Linked DNA regions of Mus musculus: region 2 is linked to region 1. The links are chromatin loops, found by intact Hi-C in ENCODE. Cell type or tissue: gastrocnemius. All regions are shown on one strand. Links, peaks and the distances in the headings refer to the core of each region. The heading gives the core; the rest is flanking DNA. Region 1 overlaps Aopep (aminopeptidase O). Region 2 has its middle 7.1 kb from the start of Aopep.

Region 1 (8,338 bases), core at 255-8,254:
TGTCTGGGTTGCCTCTGAAAGATTATTTCCAGTTCCATCCATTTCCTGCAAATCTCACTATTTTTTTTACAGTTGAATAATATTCTATTTTATATTTGTGAACCACATTTTCATTATCCACTCATCTATGGCTGGACTTAGGTTGTTTCTGTTTCTTGGCTGTTGTGATTAGAGTAGCAAAGAACAGTGATGAGCAGGTATCTCTCTTGTAGGATGTAGAGTCATTTGGAATATTCCCAGGACTGTTATAGCTTGATCATATGGTAGATATATTTCTAGCTCTTTGAGGAACCTCCACGCTGTTTACACTCCTGCCAGCAATGAGGAAGTATTCTCTTTCCCACATTCACACAAACATTTGTTGGCTTACTTTCTCTCTTTCTTTCTTTCTTTCTTTCCTTCTTTCTTTCTATTCTAACTGGGGAAGATGAAACCTCAAAGTAGTTTAAATTTGCATTTCTCTGGTGGCCAAGAATAGTAAATATGTAATATTTATATAATTATACATTTATATTTATATAGTTATATAATTAACTATGCAATATCAGCCATTGTTTTTTATTTGTTTGTTTTTAACTCTGTATGTTATAGACACCCTCTATCATATGGATGGCTGATAAATATTTTTCCCACTCTCTAGACTCCCTCTTCACTGGGCTGATAATGTCCTTTGCACCCACAGAAACTTTATAGTTTGAGGTTTCAGTTCTTAAGAGAACATCCTGTCAGCTATGATGCACACCTATAATCCCAGCACAGGGAAGGCAGAGGAAGACAGGTCTTTGTAAGTTCAAGGTTAACTTGAGTCACAGGGAGATGATTCTATCTCTAAATTTAAAATACAAACCTTTGTTTATCTGTTTTTGAGACAGGGTCTCTCTACATAGCCCTGACTGTCCTGGCAGACCAACCTGGCCTCCCAAGGACTGAAGGTATGCACCACCACACCTAGCTAAAATCATTAAGAAAGAAAGAAAGAAAGAAAGAAAGAAAGAAAGAAAGAAAGAAAGAAAGAAAGAAAGAAAGGAAGGAAGGAAGGAAGGAAGGAAGGAAGGAAGGAAGGAAGAAAGAAAGAAAGAAAGAAAGAAAGAAAGAAAGAAAGAAAGAGAGAAAGAAAGAAAGAGAGGGAAAAGGGGGGAAAAGGGGAAAAAAGGGAAAAAAGAAAAAGGGAAAAAAAGGGAAAGGGAAAGGAAAAGAAAGACGGAGGGGGAGAGAGAGAGAGAGGAAATCTAATATCAACAGAAAACAGTGGCCTATGTAACTGAAGAGTGTAGTCTGTTGTAAAATTGGAGGGAAGAACCCAGATGCTTCTGAGTGCTGGTGCTGCCATGCTGCCAACAACAGGCAACTGTGGTAAAGTTATTTACAACCAGAGCCTAATTTCTTCATGTGTAAGGTGAGACGATTCCATGACAGGATTTCCACCTTCCCGCCTGACATCAGGAGGAGCTCCCAAGTGACAAAGCCTGCCTTTGCCCTTGAATAAGTCCTGTCCACTTCAAAATAATGATGTCTTTAGACTTGCTGTCTAGATGATATTGATGAGTTCTGGATTTGGTAATGATGTAATGAAATGGACTATGAGAGGAAAGGAGGAGCCCATTGTTGGCGGCACTTCCTGTACTGGAAATGTTGGGTCTCCATGTGTGGCATAAGAAAGCAGGGATTTTGCTTACTGTAGTGGAAACTGTATCACAGTTTTCTTTAAAACACAAACTTGTAAAAATATTAAGTGCAAATTAATAGGTGGAAGTAAATTGGAAGCCTGGACACTTTGTAACCCATGGAAACTTCTAGATGGTTCTAGCTAAACTCCCGTGTTTGTAACCCCTAAACCAGCTTTTGTGATTCCCTAGCCAGCCATTTGCCCCATCTCAGAAAAGCCCCATGAAGCCACACAGCGGATTTGGCCTTTCAGGCTGCCAACTATCTCCCACTTATAGCTCTCTAGCTGCTGGTTGCTGATCAAAGCCTCTGACAAAGACTACCATGTTGAAAAGAGGTGAGGTTGGAATCTTTCAAAACCAGAAATCGCCCCCTTCTCTCCTGAGAAGGCCGTTCTGTATAGTAATCAGCAGAAAAAGAGAGTGCGTGGTTTGGAGCAGTTTCCTGACGATTCTCCATTATGATGGTTCTTTAAGGTGAAGAGGAAGCGTGCTGGAGTTAGTTGCTCAGCTCTGTTTGCCTACTCCATGAATACAGAGCTCCTTAGCCAGGACTCTAAGCAACTATTCTGACAGGTTCTTCCTCAGGTATGAAGCCATGGACCTGCCTTTCAATGCATCTCACCCTCTTTACCTCTGATTTTCAATTTCATCCTATTTCCATGACTGTGCAGCCTGCCTGGGCTCCCAGCGATCTCCCAGGAGGGTTGGTTGCCCAAGGCTTTTGAGATGAGCCCCAGGGAGAGAATGTTTTTCTTTGTGTGCTAGAAGGAATCCTTCGATCTGGGAGTAATGGAGTTATAAGCATCGGAGAAACTCAGGCTGGCACCTGTACATCCATCCTGTAAGCATGTCAGCAAAGGTGAGGTGCAAGGCTGTGCCTGTCCAGTAAACACAGATCCATTTATTTCTGTGATTACATATCCAGATACTCTGTAGTCTGCCTATAAATACATGTTGATTTTCCTCCTCTCAGTGAAGGGTTGGTTAGTAGGGACTTGGCCTTCATTGGGTAAGAGCCATCTTTGTTATGAGTTATTGTAGGGAATACCACAGCATGACTGTGCATTCATCTTTATGTACCTTCTACCTGCTAGCAATGCCCACATTTCATCAGAGCACCAACCTAAGGATAGAGCTTTAATTTCTGCAAATACAGTTACCCAACTTTAAATTGTTTTTTATTTGTATTTGCATTATGCTGTGAGATATGCATAAGGATACCAGGTTGTAAAAGATCAAAGGCCTTTGGTTTGAACATGTTGGGGAGGGAGGAGTGAACCTGCAGCTGAGAAAAGATGCCGAGAGGAATAGGCAGGGGTTGGGGAGTGCGAAAGAAAGTGAGCAGCTTCAAGAATTATTAGCTGGCAGTGGTGGTTCATACTTGTAATTCTAGTACTGGAGTGCCAAGACAGAAGGATTGACACATATTCTGAGGCCAGTCTGAGCTACATAGTGAGAACTTGTCTCAAAAACAAAACAAAACAAAACAAAAACAAAAACAAAAAACAGACAGAAGTTGTACCTGGGATTCTCCAGTGTTCATGGAGACTACGTGAAAACTTTCCAGGAATCAAAAACCAAACAAGCGCAGCTGATGCGTTGTATTTTTGGATGTGATTTTCAGGTTGATGACTTGATGTACATCTTTGAAGTTCCAGCTCTAGATAGCAAGAAGAATGTCAGAATGAGAGCGCATCTTAGGCCTATAGAACAGATACACAAGCGTGTAAAGAAGCAGGAGGGAAGGGCACTGGGGACCAGCCCCTCTGATAGAGTGTAGTCCAGCCTTTGGGAGGAGGATGCAAGAGAATAAGGCTGTCCTAGGCTACAGAGGAGACTCTGGCTCAGATCAACCCTTTCACCCTCTAAAAACAAAAAGGTAAAAATAATAGAATATAATGAGGATATTGGGAGGAGGTGAGTGGTAGGGACCTGGCCAGACTATAGAACACAATGCCTAGAAGTAGATAGTGAAGGCACAACATGGTATTTTGCAATTCAGTGAATGGAAGAGTTTCTTTCTTATTTTGTTGGAATTCTGACTGAGATTCACCTCCAAGCTGTGTAGCTGAAGAAAACTTTGAACTTCTAATCCTCCTTTCACATCCCAAGTGCTAGGATTATAAGGGTGTACCATTAAAGTCTGGCCCTAGAATTCCTTAGTTCTCATTTTAGCCACTGGGTCTATCATCCCCACCCCTACAACCTTCCCCATCTCCAGTAAATGATCGGGATGAAGGGAAAAAAAAACCTTAAGCCTAATGCCATGACTCACAGCTGTAACCCCATCATGGGAAGCAGACACTGGAGGATTGCTGCAAGGTCACCAGCCTGGTTTACATAGTGAGAGCTAGATAGGGAGACCCTGTCTCAAAACAAATCTCAGAAGTGATAGGGTATAATTTCTGCAGTTGGTCAGAGGTCGACTTTAGTACTGTTGGGAGGTAGCTATGAGTGGTGGCAGGAGTTGGAGCTCCTGGAGAGAGGCAGCTCAGCCATTCCTGCCTCTGAGAGCTCTTCCCTCTTCCTTCCCCTCTCAACACATACCTCAGTTAATCCCAATTCTGGCCCTGAACTCAGGCTTCAGAATTCATGTTAAATACCAGACATAGTGGTGCACACTTGTAATCCCAGCATTTAGACAAGGGAGATGACCTCACTGGTCAGCCACCTACCCTGTGTGATGAGTTCCAGGTCAGTGAGAGATGCTGCTTGTAAGGTGGAGATGTCTTCTGGTATCTGTGCACACGCACGCACACTTTTGCTTACAAATATGCATACAAAATAAAAATAACTGCCTCCATATTATTTCTTAGATGTGCCTTCATCTCAAACCTGGTTGTTTTTACGGCACTGTATGGAGGCTGATAGAGGATGCCTTGGGAACTAGCCAGCCAGCCACTGATGATAGAAGACTGTCCAAGTCACACCAGAATTACAATAGTCAGTTGAGCCAAGAGCACAGACATTTGACTTGTTCTGTGCATGTTAGCCATCACATCAAAATACGAGGCTGATGCACTCTTAGGAGTGTTCCACACAAGTTACAGGTGCACATGGCTCTGAAGGAAGCTTCTAGGCACCTGAACAAGAAAAGCTTCAGGGTCCATTCTACTTTGGTTGGAAAGGAAGCCTTGTTCTTGGGTATCTGCCAGTGACAAGCAGGATTTTGACCTGCCAGTTGGTAGTGGGTGTAGGCTCCTTTGCATGCCGCTTTTTTCCTGCATGGAATCTTCCTCTAAAAGGGGGGCTTTTAGGGGATAAACCCACTCCCAATAGGTAGAATTTTCTGAGCTGACTCTCTTTTGACCCCACTTGGATAAGCAATCTGAGCTAATAACAGGAATCTTTGGCCATCACTGTCCCACCTGGGAAGAAGTAAGCACTAACAACCTTCCTCATTAGGGTCTGAAGCAGCCTGAGGCTGGACGGCTAAAAGGAGGTAGAGTCAATTAGGAATCCAATGGGACCAGAGAATGGATTCAGAATTCATTGAAATTGATGGAATGCTCCGAGCCTCACATAGAAATGCCCCCCTTTAATTTCAGATCTAAAAGCTTGACATATAGAACCAAAGACTAACTGACCCACATTTCCCCCCCCCCCTCATTTTACCCATGACCAGTAAAAGGCTGAAACAACCCTACTGCTCATCATATCCTAATTTGGTAGGCCACCTGGGTATGGTATATGTTTAGGCTGGCTTCAGACTTGGTGTGTGGCTGACACTGGTTGTGAACCCCCTGTTCTAGCTGTCACCACCTCTTCAGTGTAGGGTGGAGCTACAAGTCTGTGCTGCCATGCCTGGTTTGTTAGTAATGAGCTTTGGCTCTGATCTTTCCCTGCCTCCTGTCAAGCCATGGAGTGGGTACACCTGTACCGTGTAAGTGTGCTGCAGCCTGTGTCTGCCCTGAGACCCACATTCTGCTTTAAAATCTCTGAGTGGTAAGGAGCCACATTTGTGCGGCCCTCCTACCTGCTGTTTTCTGGCCAAATTTGATTGGTGGAAGATCAGAGCAAAACCACGCATTCTGCTCCTCCCCACTCCCTCTGACACCTAGAGTATGAGTCACCTCTGTGGTCCCAGCTCCTACTGGACACTCTGCCCTGTCTCCAGGTGACCCCTGCCTTTGTAACTGCAGCTCCTCCAATTTGGGAGCCGTAGCTGCTGAGCTGTGACTGGTCTCTGGAGTGCCTCACTGTCCCCCGCTTTGTTTCTCCACTCTACTCTTTGAATAACAGTTCTCTGTATTATCTCTGCTTGCTAGACCCTACCCTGGCTTATCTTTTCTTTATTGAGCCTTGATGAAAGAGGAAAACCATCATCCTCTGTGTTCTTTCCTACACTGTACAGACAGATTAATGTTCAATCATAATGATGTCAATGAAACCGTTCTTGTCTTCAAGTGTAAGAACTAGTAGCTGGTTCATTAACATTGTAAGTCAAGCTGATTAATCAACATTTGCCTTAATTAAAGGAAAATAGTTTTCTTTTCTTAAATTGTTTCCCCCAGGAGTCAGTGTCATGCTTTCTCTGTGGTGTGAGAATGGATTCCTCTGATTTTGCAGGTCTTTGTCATCTCTGTCTACCATGACTTAACCATCAAAAGGGAGCCTGCTTGGTGTGGGATGGTTTAGTACTTGGAGCGACTGAGTTCTAACTCATGCTGTTGGTTTTGTACCTGGCTTTGGTAATGAGCATGTTCCTGTGGCCTTCCCATCACAAGCCTGGTTTTTGTGACCTCTGCAGTCCTGTTTGTGCCAAGCCCTGTTCTTGGCTTCTACACAAGGATCCCCACAAGGGCTCTGTCTGAGAAGGCGGTTTCCACGACTGGGGAGGAAGGGGTTGGTCTGCCTGCCAGCACTGGCTTTGAGACCACCGCTTGTTTTTCCAAGATTAATAATCGCAGAGATCTCCAGCCATGTTTTCTTTTCCAAAATACTTTCCAAAAAGTCTGTAAGAATGTCTCTGAAGCCTTTTCCCTTTGAAGGCAGAAGGCCTAAGGGAAGCATAAATTATAACTTTGCAGAATAGTATTTAAAACCTTATCCAATTTTTTCTCTTAGCTCACACACACACACACACACACACACACCTGCCTTTTCACATAGTTAAGTGGTTCATTTGTGAGGAATAACCACTGAGCTATTGACAGAGCAGGCACTTGAATTCAGTTCAGTATGTGAAATGAAAGAGTCAGCTATAAAGCCTCAAATGTTTCTACTTGGAAAGCTCAAGATAACCTCCCTGCCTTGGTAGAGAGATAAATGGCAGGCAACTCATTTTAAAGTCTTCCCTTCTCTGTCTTTCTTCTGCAGGCCATGTGTTTATACTATGGGATCCCCCATCAACAACAGGGCCCTTTTTCCATGCCAGGAACCACCCGTTGCCATGTCAACATGGCAGGCTACAGTTCGAGCAGCTGCATCTTTTGTTGTTTTAATGAGTGGAGAAAATTCTGCCAAGCCCACACCACTTCGAGAAGGTACAGTACACGTGTTCTTTCTTATTTGGGTGTGACGCACACAGCGGGATCCAAGGAGCCATCGGCTGAGCTACAGTCTCTTAAGGAGCTGCTTTTCTGGTGGGGTTGGATGAAAAACCCTACCAGAGAACGCACAGGGGTTGGGAGGAGCACTGGGGAACTTGGACATGGGGGCTCCAGATTCCCCAAGCCAAAGTTATCAATTCACAGATGACTCCACTTTTACATGATGGTTTGTGGAGCAAAAGTGGGTGGTCTTGGTTGAAGACTTCCTGGACAGGCAAGTGTGTCATGGAAACACATAGCTGAGCTGTGTGTGGTTTGGACATGGCATCTGTATGTGGTTGTGTTTTTATAAGAGGTAGTGCGTAGGCTAGCCAACTTGCTGGGCTTGGAAGTCTGAATCCAGGGTGTGTCAGAAGAACGGTGGCAAGAGCCAGCACACCACCCAGATCTGTTGTGAGGTGCTTGCCTGTTCATTCACCACAGTCCATTTGATGTCTTCAGCATGCTGATGCCAGACAACAACACTTATTCTTAATGTATTGCATGGGGTACTCTCCTACATGCTTATCAGAACAACTTGAACATATACAAAAAGTCAAAAACCAAAATGAAATAATTTTGGAAAGAATGAGTGCTCACGTGTTGCATTATCCCCAGTACTTAAGAGCCATGTGTATCAAGAGGTACTAAATGGTCTTTAAGGTTGTGCAACAGTATAATCTACTTTTCTTGCTCGTAGTGTACATTAAAAAATACAATTGTTTTATTGTCTGAGTATATCAGTAACCGACAGACCTTCACATTGGTGGATATTTTGATCAGCAGATCATTTTCCTGTTATCAATACAGTTGCAGTATGTTCCCAAGGAGATGGTTGAATGGATCACTGAGTAGCTGGGTCTGAGCTGAGTGTGTCTAGGCTGTGCTATGCGGCCCACAGTATTTTCCATATCGTGCCGTCTTACTTAATGCTACAGTGTTGTTGACTTTATCTGTTCTGATTTGTGACATTGGCTTCATCATAGGTCAGATTTGTTGCATATGTACCAAATTCTTAAGCTTAACGTTTTTATTTTTAAATGTAGAACCTTTAGATAATGTATTTATACATGAACACAGGGCATATTTGTAGTAAGGTTTCTTTTTACTTTTTCTTTTTTAAAGATTTATTTATTTTAT
Region 2 (8,338 bases), core at 174-8,173, 72 kb before region 1:
TAAACAAAACCTTTCTAGCCCTCTTCCTGCCTAGTGCTTCATTCCAGCAATTTCTATGAGTCTCAGTATTCCTTGGGTAAGGTTGCTGGGTAAATATATAAGTTGTCAAATTAAATCTGAATTTCAAAAACACAACAGACACTTTTGAATACACCTCAAATGTCATAGGGAAGAAATTTCACATCTTTTATTTCCACGTGCAGAACCTGACCGCCTTGTTCTTGGAGCTCTGAGATGTTGAGAATCACAACAGGTTAGTCAGTTAATTAACAGAGGGTATTTTCCATATTTATATGGTTCAATCTTATTGAAATTCTTATTTAGCTTTCTTCACAAGAGAAAAGGGCTCGATTTTACTGAGGAAAACAACTCTATTAAAATACTTGTATTTACAAGACTTTTTTTTAAAGAAAAATAAAATATACATTGTGAGAGATGTTAAAAAGTTGGGTTTTTTGTTTGTTTGTTTTTTGTTTAAAAAAAGTAGCTGGCCCGGCCACGCTGCCTCCTGACTTTCGCTGTTATTTAACCATTTGTGATTTTTGAGACAGGGTGTCAATCTACAGCCTAAATGGGTGGAATCTCTTAGGGCTTCCTGCCTCTACCTAAGTATGGGAGACAGAGCTTTGTGCCATGTCGCCTTCCAGCTACCTAGGAAAGTAGGAGTCATCAGACTTAAGAGTAGACTAGCTTGGTCACGATTTACCAATCTGAGATGCTGTGTCTTGAGATGATGGGGTTCGCTTAGTGACTTTTCGGGCTCCCATTCCTGTCAGCAGTGTTAATGAATTTGGTGTTCCTGCTGAGGTGTCTGTCTCAGAGCATACGGGTACAGCAGAGCCCAGTAAGGCCTCCTGATGGTTATATTCTTATTTTTATTCATTTTTAAGAATTAAGAATTTCAATTGGTGGTGGTGATATATGTCTTTAATCTCAGCACTCAGGAGGTAGAATCAGGCAGATATCTGAATTCAAGGCCAGCCTGGCTTACAGATTGAGTTCTAGGACATCCAGGATCCAGGGTTACACAGAGAAAACCCTGTTTCCAAAACTCACCCCTCTCCAAAAAAAAAAAAAACTTTTTTCAGAACTCATTATTTCTTCCTTGCATGAGATTTGTTATTTATATATCCTTAATACACTCTATGTGTAATGCTCTTTTACAGTATGGTTCAAAATACGGTGCATATACTATCAGTATACTCATCACTTTCAAGCTTGTTGAAAATATTTAAATAACTGGAAAGGAAAAGGAGCAACCAAAATAGCTTGGTCAGAGGGGGAGGGGCAACTGTGGTCACCAATCCTGATGATTTGTTGTCAATCCCAGGGCCCACATCCTGGAAAAGAGAGAACTGATTCGCACAAGTTATCTTTCAGCCACCACATGCATGCTGTCAATGTGCCCCCCCAACACACACACACACACACACACACACACACACACAGAGAGAGAGAGAGAGAGAGAGAGAGAGAGAGACAGAGACAGAGAGACAGAGACAGAGAGAGACAGAGACAGAGAGAGACAGGGAGAGAGAAAGAGACACAGAGAGAGACAGAGACAGCACACACAGAGAGACAGAGACACAGAGATGGAGGCATGTATGTGATTAAAAAAGACTAGTTCACAAAATATATAAGAAAAACAATCCTCAGACTCAGTAATAAGAGAACAACCCAACAGAGAGTGGACAAAGGTTTCAGCATACATGTCACCAATGGGATTCCATTTATATGAAAATCTTATGTGTGTGTGTGTGTGTGTGTGTGTGTGTGTGTGTGTGTGTATGAGGACTGAACTCAGGTCATTAGGCTTCTGCAGCAAGGGTTGCCTACTACTAAGCCACCTTGCAGACCTGAAAGTCTTGATTATATACATAACTTACCATTCCATTTAAAGAACTGGTCATTTGGGAAGGAGGGCGTGTGATAGGATTACCAAGAGACACGAGTGAAGCCTCTAGGGTGACAGCAGGGTATCAGGTATGTTGACTGCCAGACATAACATTTTATACTTTGGATATGTGAAGTGTGTTGTGTGTCTTCTAAACCATGATCAGTTTGTTTTGGAAAGTAAATTCTGGCTCAGAAGCATGGCATTGTATACAGGGTGGAAGGGGCAGGATCGTAGTTAGTCCTGTCAGGCACTGTCATCCAGTACAGGGGAGGGCAACCTGGTTTTTTGGTTTGGATTGGTTTTCCACTAGAAGAACAGTTGCATCATTAGGAGGATAAAATAAAAGCTCATGGGAAGAGCGATGTAAGGAGAGAGAGAGAGAGAGAGATGTGCTGGTTGCTTATCTAGCCCACGACAATTCAACACTTGCCATGTTTCATCACGACAGGAAATAAAAGCTTGGAATTGCTGTGCATCCAATTGGTAGTGACAGTGTGCTGGCTCGTTACTCAATTCTCTGTACTGATTTGTTAGAGGGTGTTGTCATCCCCACAGGTTTTCAACACTCAGTGAAGTCATTCATTCTCAGTCCATTGTTTTGGAAACTTGAGCGAAGATCAGTTGGCTTCATGGGAGAGCATGCTCGCAATGATGTAGTGCTAACAGAAGCTATTTCTAGCACAGTAGTTCTCAACCTGTGACCGCTTTGGCAAACCTGTCTCCGAGAATACTCACATTGTGGCTCATAACAGTAGCAAAATTGCAGTTATGAAGGGGCACCAAAAATAGTTGTATGGTTGGGAGTCATCACAACATGAGGGTTGAAGCATTTGGAAGGTCGAGAACTACTGCTCTAGCAAGTTTTAGCATTTCTCAGTACCCCTTCTCTCAAGCATCTCCATGACCAGTCCTTGTCTCTCTTCTTGCCCACCACTCTCTCTTCCGTTCGACAACTCGGATTTTGGAGGAGGCTGTATATTGCCTCAGAACTGCTGATTTTACGTTGCTGGCCCCCGCTATGCCTTCTGCGTTATGCTTCTGTGGAGCTCTGGTGTCAAGTAATTTCAGAAATGGTCGCGGTGTGTCGGTACGTTCTAGAGTTTTCTGTTCACACACGAACCAAATTATATAGTTGTGATTTTAATTGTCTCTAGGTGACTTTATTTAACAAAGCCTGGAAAGCAGTGGAAATCTAGGGCCGGGATAGAGAGGACGACTTCCATCAGCCGTCGGTCGACTCTTCTTCCTGAAAGTTGACATGTCGGTTTGCCATTGCTATAAGAAGAAAATGTCACAGACTGGGCAGTTTATAAAGGAAGTTTATCTTGCCTCACCACTATCCGAGAGGCTGGGAAGTCGGAGAGCACCACACTGGCATCTGGTTGCTGTCTGGTGAGGGCCTCATACTGTATCGACACTCTGTGGAGAGGCAGAGAGGATCTTGTGGGAGTGCAAGAGAGCAGAGGAAGCTGTGCTCGTTTCATAACCTACTCTCATGATAACCGACATTTTCCCACAGGAAGTAACTTACTCCTGCAAGATTAACATTAATGCTTTCAGGAGGATGGAGCCCCATGAGACCCAAACACCTCATAAAAAATCCCAGCACCTCTCCACATTGTTACCCTGGGAAACAAATTTCAACATGAATTTGGGGCACTGATTCCTATAGAAAGAATCCTTACTCTGCCCACAAAGGCTGGAAATGCAGGTAAACATCTACACTGGGTCACAGGCTCTGCTTTAAAAGAAAGCCATGGGATTAAGCTGCTCTTTAAGGAGTAGACTTTGTGTTCAAAATATAATTTGAGGCGTAAAGTCCAACCATGATAAGTTTGCCAGGATTCCGGCCTTTTAAACAGAAAATGTGAAATGAAAGATGTTGAAATTCTTTATGACTTCAGCTAGGGATTTGGCTTCAGTCTGTATCTTGATAAATCATCCAAACACTGGACAGCATTTGTGTTCAACTAGATAAAACTAGAATTAATAGGATAATGTCATCGGAAAGTGTGTATTACTAATTCTTAATAGTATGCCATTATTTTCCTTGACAGACACATTTAATATCCCGGGAGAGTCATATATGAGGAAATAAGCACCATTGTGGGATCTTATCCTCAAATAGGGCCACCTGTATACACAATGGCCACTTGTATACACAATGACCATCTGCATACACAGCTGTCACGTGTATACACAATGGCCACCTGCATACACAACTGTCATCTTTTTCTTTTTGTCAGCTATTTGTATTGCCTCTTTGGAGTTGTCACTTTGTCCAAAGTAGTGAACACCCCCCCTCAAATGTCATAAGTGGCTCCTTTGCACCTACTGGGACAGGGCTATGTACCCATTAAATCTTCATTAAGTCCAACCAACAATAGGGATTTGCTTGGAAATTCTCCTAGCTCTGTGAATTGAAGCAGCAGACTGTATTGGTTCAGAGCTGTTGATAATTGTGTTTCCTGCTCCCAAAAGAAGACCTGGGGGCATGAGTTTGGGTGGAAAGAACGTATGTCTGGAGACATAATTTATTCCAGGAAGACCCATGGCAAGTGAGAAATGTGAGAGAAGTTATGCTAAATATGAAGGAAGGATAAAGCCAACAAGGTAACGAAATGGTTAGTTTGCCTCTGTAGGAAGTCTGGGCACCAACCTGCCGGAGATTCTGGGGAGACTTTATGCCTCACATCTGAGAATTATCTGGATGAGGGGTAAGAAGGTTTGGTTCCCTGCTTCCCAACTCAAGTTCTCATTGGTTGAAGGTCATTTCACGTGACACTAAACAGTGCCACCTAATCTCTGTAGGCTTTGCTTTGTTCACTTGGGGCAATGCATATTGCTGCTACTACCGGTCCAGGGGCTGTTCTGTGCCAAGGGGTATCAAGAATGTATAAGGGCTGTGAAGTTCTGTTTCCATTTTAAGCACCAATCTGACCATTTTATAAGAATGCCTTCTTGTTCTGTGTGGCTAGAACAAGTGGTGAGTGTCCGTCAAGCTATATCTATGGGGCTGCCACTGCATCTGCCTTTTAGATTGGTGTATAAGGTCAGCACTTTATAATCTAGAAAGAATATGTTTCATTCCGATTGTTCCCCTGCTGAGAGAGAACTCATTACTTTCAGGAGAAAGGGTCAATATTTTTAACATGAGATACCTGTCCCTAATGTTGATTGGATTTCCTACTCTGCTATTGGCAAGCTTCTTTTTTGGACTCTGCAGCTTTGTGTGTGCTGTCTCTCCAGGAATGCTTTACAGACTAATCCAGCCTTCCACCACTGGGGCCAGTCCTCTGTAGGATAGGATTTTTTCTTCTCCCTGTCTGGGTCCATATGTCCATCATTGTCACACATCGTCCATGAGGCTACTAGCATGAAGTGGGTTTCAGGTCCCTGCCATTCCTACAGTAAGGAGTTAATGACAGAATATAAATATTCTGTTATGACTATCACATTAAAAGTTGGCTCTGTAATTTTTATCCTTAGCTGTTTATTAGTGGTGTGGAACATTGCTCAGTCCTCAGAGTTCCTCTTACTTATCACTATCTTTTAAAGACATGATCTTCGCTGCCCTCCATGAAAGATGACAGACTGTGTATTGGACACAGATCTTTCCCCTGCGTCCCAGTAAACAAAGTGGTTTGGTGATGATGCTCTTGCTTTATTTCATCTAAAACAAAACACAGAACTATGAGAATGGCTCTCTGAACAAAACCACCAAACACTGATGGAAAACAGGACACATTAAGGGTTCAATCTTAAAATCTGTGTCCAAAAGAATCTCCCGAGAGCCTCTACAGTGTGACTCTACACCAAATCCCCTTGCTTTCTAAAACTCATCTGGCAGCAATAAACAAAATGAGGTTTTAATATATAGGGTCACTTCTAAGCAGAAAGTTGAAGGATGTTCTTCCAGTCTGCTCCACATGCAGCCTTAGCACGGGGCTCCTTCCTCTGAAATGGAGGAAGGTTAGCATAGACAGAGAAGAGTCCTCTTTCTCCTTGGCTGACTGTTTTTAGGACATGAGAGTAAAAATTGTTTTCCAGGGCTGGGGATATAGCCAGTGCATAAAAACACTTGCGGTGCAAGCATGAGGTTCCCAGCACTCACATAAAAAGCTGACCAGTGCCGGTGGCCCACCTATAATCTCTGCACTTGGGAGACAGAGATGGGGGAAGATTGGCTAGCTAGACAAAAGGAATCAGAAAGCTCTGGTTCAGCAAGCGATTCTGCCTCAGAAAACAGTCATGAAGAAAAATACGGGATACCAGCCTCTAGCGTCCATCTGCAAGTGCAAATGAACATGCACACAAAAGTACCCACATGCACACTAACGAACACACACACACACACACACACACACGTGAACATGCCTCCCATACACGTACAAATGAAGAGCATATCCTTGAGCCATATTTTTGTGAACTAAAAGAAACTGAAGTTCATGAGAAAAAACACAGCAATGTTCCAGTGCTCAACAGGTCTCCATGGTGTAAGCTGCTTTGCTAGAGTCATTTGTCAACAAATACCACAGCTGCACACACTCAAGTTCGAAGACATCTAACATGAGACTCTCATCTCATCCGAAGAGTCTAAGCTGCGACGGATACAGACCACCAGGATTTATCTTTGTCTTCTCTGTCAGCCAACATTCTCTTGTTGCTGTGTCCTATGCCGCCAATTGCCCAGAAATCATGTGCGATTAGCGTGAGAATCTATTTGTCTGCTGGTTAGACGTTGTTTTCACACCCCTGGCAATAAACTGTTAAGACTCGGGAAGCTTCATTTCCCCATGCTTGTTTAAAGAAGAGGACTCAGCAGTCAGAATTAGTCATGGGACCTGTCTCCTGACCACACAAGCTAGAGTGGTCCTAATCACCTTCCTTTAATGATATGGAATTGGAATGAAGAGAACAGGGATAACTAACGAGGTGGGGGACAGCCATTTTAAAGTTGCTTTTGCTGAAAAGCTATGACTCCTTACCGAGCGAGGTCCACAAATAGCTAGAAGCTGGATGGAAGCTTGCTTCCATCTCCTTCCCTTGGTCACCAACATCCCTCTGCAGGCAGGCATGCTGACCACTCAAGGAGCCCTTGTGGAGACATTACAGACAGACAGCCTGTCTCATTCTGCTTCAAGGCTGAAGGCATGATGAATCACGCCCCTCAATCAACATTTCTACATATTAGCTTGATTCATTATGGGAACAGAGCAAACATGTAACATGCTATTTGACTCCATACATGAGAATTTGAAAATGGCTATCAAGAATTCTGGGAATGGTATTTTAATGTACTTCCCACTCCTGTTTCGATCGGCATAGCTAGGCCACCTGCCACTTCTCAGAGAGAACTTGTGGAGCTGCAAGTTGGCATCCGACCTGAAGAACTTGCTCATGTCTCTTTACTAAGTTTTCGTAGGTCCTGTCTTCCTAGGAACAAGGCCCTCCATTTTACACTGTATATGTTTCTACTTTCTGGAAGCCTGAAAGCCAAGTTAGAGTCAAAGTTTCTGATGAGGAAACTGGAGAATCCACTGAGAACTAAAATTACTTCCATCAAACAAGGTTGTTGTTGGTGGTGGTGGCGGTGGCGGTGGCGGTGGCGGTGGCGACAGCAGTGTGCATACTGCACAGACAGGTGCGGAACCATGTGAAGGACGTCCAGTGTCCTGCTTTATTCCTTCAAAGCAGGGTCTTGCTCTGAACCTGGAGCTAGACGTGGTGTCAGCAAGCACCAACAATCCTGTCTTTGCCTCCCCGCAGCACTGGAGTTGCATAGTCCCTGTCTGACTTGTTCTATGTCTTCTGGATTTGAACTTAGGTCTTTATGCTTGTACAGCAAGCACTTCCTCAGCAAGTCCTCCCCCCAGCTCTCGAACTTGATATTGATAGTTAGTTCTCAGACATGATGCCAAATTCCCTATGGGTTTTATGTTACATTCCTTTCTTTTACTTTTTATAGTAAAGATTTTTTAAATTGATACAATTTTATTACTTAGATATGTTGAGTTTCATTATTATTTCTTTATTAGCAAAGTTTAGACCTGCTCGATAATTTTAAAAGATTCTCCAAATGAGGCACACATGTAGTGGAAGCCTGCAGATCCATAACAGCTTCCCTTTTCCAAGATACCTGGGACACCTTCTTGTGGCTTCTTCCTCTAGGTTTCTCAACATCTACTTTGCCATCCTAATTTTATCCCCTCTCCTTGGTTTGCCTCCTGCTCCCCAATCCTAGATTTACTCCATCTAGGACACAAATCTAAAACTCCAACCTATAAGGCAATAAATTAGGTTGATCTCCTCAATGGAGAGCAGGTTCTTTGATGTTGATGCAGTCAATGCTACCAAAAGGAGGAAAAAGAGAACTTGAGCATAGGTCACACAGGTAAGTATCAGGAATATTGATGCCTAACTTTGCACATCCCCATTCCA

What was found. Peaks named below come from ENCODE experiments on the same cell type or tissue, not always from the same donor. Only the 100,000 strongest peaks of a DNase experiment are listed, where the experiment ranks them.
Region 2: a loop joins it to region 1, with 2.4 times the contacts of the local background. A loop is called at or near these places in 6 of 42 quality-filtered maps.

What each region holds. Positions count from the first base shown.
Region 1 is chr13:63,026,037-63,034,374 of GRCm38, forward strand. It overlaps Aopep (aminopeptidase O), which reads left to right. Exons shown (of 16, transcript NM_001289926.1): 3 at 6,987-7,153. Among named protein-coding and RNA genes, the nearest start is that of Gm46422, 65 kb to the right of the region's middle. In gastrocnemius, for the core only: no CTCF peak of the experiment used is centred there; DNase peaks (open chromatin) are centred at 4,796, 6,465 and 7,069; H3K27ac peaks cover 1,312 bases.
Region 2 is chr13:62,953,673-62,962,010 of GRCm38, forward strand. No RefSeq gene overlaps it. Among named protein-coding and RNA genes, the nearest start is that of Aopep, 7.1 kb to the right of the region's middle. In gastrocnemius, for the core only: no CTCF peak of the experiment used is centred there; no DNase peak of the experiment used is centred there.